Linked DNA regions of Homo sapiens: region 2 is linked to region 1. Evidence: chromatin contacts called from ENCODE Hi-C data. All regions are on one chromosome and are shown on one strand. The core of a region is the stretch at or near the end of the contact, and the rest is flanking DNA. Distances in the headings are between cores, read along the strand shown.

Region 1 (3,637 bases), core at 1,138-3,637:
CCAATTATAACCTGGCCCTATATACATCATTTGTGTTTATGACTAAATATACAAATACCTTTGTTTCAGAGAAGGTTTTTTTTTTATCATGACAGATGTACCTTTGGGAAATATTCCTGAATCAAATTCTTAAAGGTTCCAAACAAGGTATAGTTATGTTTAATTTCTCAGGAAGACAAACATGCATAGATCATATAAAAAATACTTTCATTTTGGTTTTATGGCAACAGGACTTTTACTTGTATTTTAATGTCATCACACTTGGAGAACTCTCTGGAGTACTGGAAGTGCTCTATACTGTTATCTGGGTGGTAGCTACATGACTATATAGAAACGCAAAAAGCACTGGGCTGTAGACATAAAATTTATGTATTTTACTTATGTAAATTGCTCAATAAATCAAACATTTAAAAATATTTAATTAAAATATTAAACATTTCATGTAAAATATTAAAGCTGTTAAGCTCAAAATAAAGATTTTGCCAAGGGTTAGCAACCAATTTTTTATAGTGGCTACATTAGAGTTAGTTTTCATCAATTAAACACGAGTAGCCAGATGGTAGGGAGGCCAGGTGTTGATTAAAATAATCTCTAAAGTTAGGCATTTCTAAACTGAACAAAATTACAAAACCCTTTATTTATTTATCTATTTATTTATTTTTTGAGACGAAGTCTCGCTCTGTTGCCCAGGCTGGAGGTCTGTGGTGTGATCTCGGCTCACTGCACCCTCTGCCTCTGGTTCAAGCGATTCTCCTGCCTCAGCCTCCTGAGTAGCTGGGATTACAGGTGCCTGCCACCACACCCAGCTAATTTTTGTATTTTTAGTAGAGACGGGGTTTCACCATGTTGATCAGGCTGGTCTTGAACTCCTGACCTTGTGATCCGCCTGCCTCAGCCTCCCAAAGTGCTGGGATTACAGGCGTGAGCCACCGTGTCCGGCAAAACCCTTTATTTAAAGAGCCTTAGGTGCCACTTACTGAAGACAATCTGTACCATGAACTCTCATAATAACAATAGAATCCCTAAGTACTATTACATAGTGCTTTACCATTCATAAATAACTTAAATATATTATTTAACTTTCCATAACATCCCTGTGTGGTAGGCAGGACAAGTTTATGGTAATTTAAAACATGAGGAAAATGAGGTTGGGAGAGATTCAGTTGCTCAATATCACACAACTAAATAAACTGCAAACAGGGACCAAAATCCTAGGCATAAAGACTAAAAATCTCAAGTTCTTGCTACTCCAATCATCTGGTCTCAGCTGCTTCAACTAGCTAATAAATAAATATTGAAGAACACTCATCTCTGAATCCTTTATCTCCATCCTATTATCTCCCATACAATCAGACAGTCTCGCTACTATGGCCTGTGTTTCTCATGTAATAGAGCTGTTATATATGAAGAAACTCATGAATGAACTCAACACTGAGTTTGCAATAGTTTACAGAACTGTTAAAAACTGGACAGGTTTTAGAAACTTCAGCAGCTAATAAAAATGAACTGTTCTCTATAAACACGTTAAGCTTATTGCATAACTGAATGTATACCCAAAATAACTTTTTACTTTCTCTCCTCTTATTCCTTTAATACAGAATATGGGTAAAGATGATCCGACAAGTGAGAGACAGGATCAGGTCAGCGGGCTACCACTGGGCCTCACCTCTATGGTGGGATCATATTCATCTACAAAGTGGTTCTGGATTAGCTGGATTGTCAGTGCGCTTTTCCCAACACCACCTGCTCCAACCACCACCAGTTTGTACTCAGTCATTTCACACCAGCAAGAACCTGTTGGAAACCAGTAATCAGGGTTAATTGGCGAGCCACATCTACAGTACTTTAAAGCTTTCTATAATCAATGGAAATGAAAACCCTAGTGTGACCTTCCATTTGGTTCTTAAAGTGACTAGAGAACGCAAAAACACCGGATTAATATCGGCCTCACACTTCTGGAGTAGTTTTCTAGCAACCCCCATCCTTAGCTATTTTTCAACAGTCCTTGGGCCCCGCCCTCAGCCTAAGCAATGGAAATCCCCCTTCCTATTACTCCCCGAAGGCTTCTCAGCTCTAGCAGGAAGCCTCCAGGCCGCAACTCCTTCCCATTCTCCCTTCTGTCTCCAAAGATCTCCCCACGTAGGCACCAAATGGAAGGACCCCCGCCCAAGGCCTTTGTCTCCAGCTGATAGATTCTGCTCCATTTCTGGCATCAGTGAAACGCCTGAACATTCCACAGCCCAAAGCCGAACACTATGCATGAGATAAACTTACCTCAAGCTCCACTGCCTCTGCTTTGGACAGATTTAGGACCACAGCCGGGAAAAATGTTGGAGACCCCGGAACCGCCATGAACAGCCCCCACCAAGGAGCGGCACTTCCGGCCCCGCCCGCTACGTAATCAGTCGGCGCCCCAGGCGCCTGAGTCCCCGCCCCGGCCACGTGGGCCTCCGAACCACGAGTCATGCGGCAGGCCGCACCCAGACCCGCCCCTCCCACACGGGACGTTTCAATAATGAAAGCGCTAGGTGCTAGTGTCTCAAAAATCAGTAAAACTTTATTCGCTTCCATTCTTTCGCCATTAACAGAAAACTGGAGAAAGCAAAAATGTTTCGTGTTTACAAAGATAAACGGCCTCTTTACCCAGAGATCAAAACCTCAAACGACAAGGGGGAAGATAAAACCGCCCTCCCCCACATCCCCTGAGCTGACCCTTGTCATCTTAGACAAAGCCTTCAGTCCACTGGCCAGGGACCCTGTATATGGCCAATTCAAGAAGAGGGCCAAGAAATCAGACCCATCCATTCCCGTGATATAAAGTTGAACAGAAGCTACACCAAGGGTCAAGTGTCTGTATTTTACAGGACACAGTAACCAGGCGGCTACTTATAAAAAAAAACAAGATTCATTTCAGGCACAACTTTTTTATTTTTTTTTGTTTTGTTTTTAAATCAGTAAAAGAAACCGGGTCCTAGAAGCTGCAGTGATCTAAGCAGCAGCAAGTTTGTGCATTCATTTTTTTTGTTTTTGTTTAAATATGTTTAAATTATCACACTGCTGGCACTCCTCATTTGCATGAAATTCTGCACCATACTTACTAATTGTAGTAAAGTTACCCCCCAACCCACGAAAAAAAACCTACTCTGGAAGAAAATTTTCACTGAAATATAACCAAACTTCTTTAAGTGGATTGTGACAAGATTATAAATGATATGAAAAATAACATTTTAAAATTTGGCCATCAACTTTAAGAAATGGTTTGCCTATACAAATTTTTGTAATTTTTAAAAGATAATATATTCTACCCTCATATGGTCCTCAGAATTAAAGCATAATGAACAGGAAGAAAAAGGAAAAGAATGCAACTGAGTGCTAAGGCAGAACATCTTGCCAGAAGTAATTAATGAAGGTAGAGTATATAATGAAAAGTGCAGAATTTCATAGGGCCAACAAGATAACAGTCTATATTTTTCACTTACACAGGCAAAGTGGATTCTGCAATTACCAGTTGCGTTAAATGCACCAAATAAAGCTCCTAAAATTGATACTATAAGGCGCCACCTTAAGTTTTTCCAGGCTGCAACTGTGCATTATTTAAAATGGTTTTCTTAAATTTATTTATTTTTTTAAACATAAC
Region 2 (3,696 bases), core at 11-2,510, 2.3 Mb after region 1:
ACAGATTTTCTGTTCTACGGCCCCCATAAGAACAGTGCAGGTGCCACACCATATGTCTGGGACATATGGTCCTCAATAGCTGCAATATGAAACTATTTCTATTGCAATAAATCTAATATCTATTCCTCTCTGTTTACTAATAGTTTTGATTACAACTTCAAATTTTAAAAATCGAGGATGAAGTTAAATAGAAGGGAACTGTCCCCTTTCTTCTATTTAACCTCGTCTTCGATTTTTAAAATTACAAAAGCATAATAGTAAAAAAAAGTTTGACAATACAAAATGATAAAGTAAAATTCGCCTTCACCAAAAGTCATCTATTTCCCCTTCTGTGGTTTCCACGTTGCGGCTGGTAACTCGGGGCTTCCACGCTGGGCGAGCCTAGAGAACATCCAGTACACACAGGAAGCAGCAGCGCGGGCCAAATGGCGCTGAGACCTGCGCACCTGTCCACGGACCGCCCACTCGCCAACTCTGACCTTGGGTGAGTCTCTCAAACTTGAGTCTCGGAATCTTCCACAAAATGCTACCCATCTCACCAGGTCGAGTGAGGAGGGTCGTGTTATGTGTAAGCACTTTGTGAAATCTAAAGCACGAGGCAAACGTAAAGCATTGTAGGGGGTCCTAGAGAAGTCTTTGTGCCTGCCTATCAGAGCCGTTTCAGTTCCCCGCAGCAGCTTCCAAGGACCTCCCACCATGCCCGCCGCTTCGGCTCCTGCACTGCAAATCTCGCGGCTCGGCCTGCAGCGGCGGCTTCCCCTGGCCTCCCACCCCAGCGACTGAGCGCGGAGCCCAGCGCGCACGAGCGCCAGCCTGGCTCAGAGACACCCACGAAGCCAGGGCCTTTCAGCGCCTGCTAACTGGCGCTACCCCTAGGGCCGCCTCTCGGTTTTAAACGTAAACAAGAGTTGCCCTTCCGTCTTCCAAGACCTGCAAATCGAAGCTTCTTTTCCTCCAGAAGCCCCGCCACCTTCTAAGCTTCTCCCCAGCCTCAGCCACGCCCCAGCCTGCAAAAGCCGGGTCCTTTACGCCCCCTGGCTCCGTATTTGATTTCGGCGCGCGCCATACCTGAGGGCAGCTGTGATTGGTTGGAGGTGAGCGAAGTTCCTATATGATTGGCTGATAGCGGCTAGGACGGGTGAAGGCCAAGGGCGGAGAATTATGGGAGGGATTAAGACTGCAAGAGCTGAGTGATGGTTGGTTCCTGAACAAAGAGGGCGGAGTAAAAGGCGGAAGCAGAATTGGGGGCGGGGCTTTGTGGAACTTGGGGGACCCAGCGAAATGGAAGAAGTTAGGTGTCCAGAGCACGGTAAGGGGCTAGGGTCTCAGCGTCCCGGGGCCTGTTGATTTAGCGTGGCGTAATCGTTGTTCACTTTCTTCTCTCTTCAGGGACTTTCTGCTTTCTTAAGACCGGCGTCCGCGATGGCCCGAATAAAGGAAAGAGCTTCTACGTGTGCCGGGCAGACACGTGCAGCTTCGTGCGGGCCACCGAGTAGGTCTGGAGCTGGGCCCCACTCCCTGTGGCTGCCCGGGGCCTCCCGAGAGGAGCTTCCCGCTCCCCGCTGTCGGGCGTCACAGGGCCGAGGAGTGGTGGGGCCCTAGTTTGCGGTGTCAGGACCCTTTAAGCAATTGGTGATCCCAGGGCAGCGTGGCGTGTTCGGAAGACGCCCAGCTAATTCTGGCTGTGTGACCCGAGGCTGGTTACCCCCCTCTCTGGGCCGATGGTTCCCCTACCTGTAAAATTGAGGATCCGGTGTTTTCCAGCTCTGGGTTTCTATTCACTTGACAGGCCTTAACCACTCCCTTCTCCTGCCCAGACAGTCCCTCCCCCTTTAAAGGAGTAAGGACACACAGCAGACATAGTGGAAAATAATTTGTCCCTGTTTTGCACTAGTTTTAGGCCCGACGGTTTTTTTTAAATGTTTGAGCTTAAAACACTCTAGTGATTAGTTGTTAGCCTTCTTATTTTTAAGTAGGATTCTCTGCATCTAAATGGTGAAATTGATAATTCAAAGAAATTAGCGCTGGAAGAAACAACGGAGGGCCTGGCGCGGTGTGTGACGCCTGTAATCCCAGCACTTTGGGAGGCGAAGGCGAGCGAATCGCTTGAGCCCAGGGGTTCGAAACCAGCCTGGGCAACATGGTGAAATCCCGTCTCTACGAAAAATTAAAAAAAATTGTCTAGGCATGGTATCACACGCCTGTAGTCCCAGCTACTCGTGAGGCTGAGGTGGGAGGAGAGAGTCAGAAATGTTAAGCATCTTCTCTAAAGTGAGGAAAGTTAATAGTTTGTCAAGTGTTAATGTTTTCACAGTACCAAGTGTCTACATTTTCTATGTGAATTTTAAAACTATCATCACATCATTAAACATCTCCTGCTCTCTATTCAGCAAAACTTGGTAGAGAAAAGTTATTTTTCTCCGTGTCAGATGTAGAGTACATAATGGATATCAGTATTAGAAAAGTGCCCTTTCAACATGTATACTAACTTCCCATGTTTCTGTTTCATGAGTTAGATGATTTACACTGAGCCTCTCAGATATAGTACCCAGGTCAAGTTTTGTGAGATAGAAGCATTTTTACCTTTGCAGGAATTCAACATTAATGGTGGCATAAGATTTGGTTTTACATTAAGAGAAACACTCTTATTTAGGATCCCATCTACACAAATGCTTTGCTATACAAACTAGCACAGTGGTATTTGAAGACAATTATTTGATAAACTTGATTTATTTGGACTATATCTGATAACCAATATACAGGCCAAAAAAAGTGCCACAGGTTTAGGAGAGTACTTTAAACCTTCACTCAAACCTGTTTACTCTCAAATGTTATATATATTTAAATTTTTTCATAATAAGTTGGAAGGGAGTGATTAAAAACTTACACAAAACAAGAAGCATATAGGGCGTATTGTTAGAGGTAGGCGTGTGAATAACACTAAGTGACAGCTCTCAGCTTGTTAGAGGGAAAGGATGAAGGGAAGAGCCTGGGGAAAATTCATACAGGGCCTCACAGCCAGCCCTAATTATGTCATTCGTAGGGGGATCCCAGTGTAGAGATTACACAGTGCAGTGTGGTTTTAAACTTTTGAGTCATCAAGAAACAGTTATGCTTTATTTGAGAAAGTGGGTAAAGATGAAAGCTAGGGACTTCTTCCCCAAAGGAATGCCCATAGCTGTGATAATGTGTGGGAATTACAAACCCAGTAGAGGTTATACATAGATTCTTGGTGTAAAAACCCATAGTTTTGATTTGACTTTAGGATATTGATCTCTGTTCCTGACCTAAAAATGTTTTCAACTTTTTTCTTTTCTCTAGCATTCCTGTTTCCCATTGCTTATTGCATGAGGACTTTGTGGTAGAGCTTCAGGGTTTGCTTCTGCCACAGGACAAGAAAGAATACAGGTAAGGGTCCAAAAGGAACATCTAAGTGTATTTGCTTTTTTTTTTTTTTCTCCCTGAAAGAGTTGTAGCCAGGTATGTATTAGGATTGTTCTTTAAAAGTCATTTTAAAAAACAAAATTTGTATATGTATTAAGTGTCTTTTGGCTGTCACTACCTAAATACCAAGCAGCTAGTTAATCTGAGAAGTCTGATTTCTAGTAATTTTCACGTAAATGGCTCCACAATCATCCCTCTCCAACTGTCAGGTAGCCTATAATGACAGCTGACCATTGGCCACTAACTTGCCCT

Evidence for each region. Hi-C counts contacts between places; a loop is a spot of excess contacts on that map. Pooled maps may share reads with other maps.
Region 2: a pooled map shows a loop between it and region 1 (10-fold over the local background). The contact joins the promoter of TTF2 here to the promoter of NRAS in region 1. A Hi-C loop is called at or near these places in 5 of 50 pooled maps.

What each region holds. Positions count from the first base shown.
Region 1 is chr1:114,714,384-114,718,020 of GRCh38, forward strand. NRAS (NRAS proto-oncogene, GTPase) reads right to left here and starts at 2,388. Exons shown (of 7, transcript NM_002524.5): 1 at 2,275-2,388; 2 at 1,667-1,794. The coding sequence starts at 1,777. CSDE1 (cold shock domain containing E1) reads right to left here. Exons shown (of 20, transcript NM_001007553.3): 20 at 2,533-3,637. RefSeq lists enhancers at 2,084-2,183, 2,194-2,393.
Region 2 is chr1:117,059,066-117,062,761 of GRCh38, forward strand. TTF2 (transcription termination factor 2) reads left to right here and starts at 1,261. Exons shown (of 23, transcript NM_003594.4): 1 at 1,261-1,309; 2 at 1,390-1,492; 3 at 3,322-3,408. The coding sequence starts at 1,282. It overlaps CD101-AS1 (CD101 antisense RNA 1), which reads right to left and starts at 425. Exons shown (of 4, transcript NR_110786.1): 1 at 308-425. RefSeq lists a silencer at 332-381 and an enhancer at 802-961.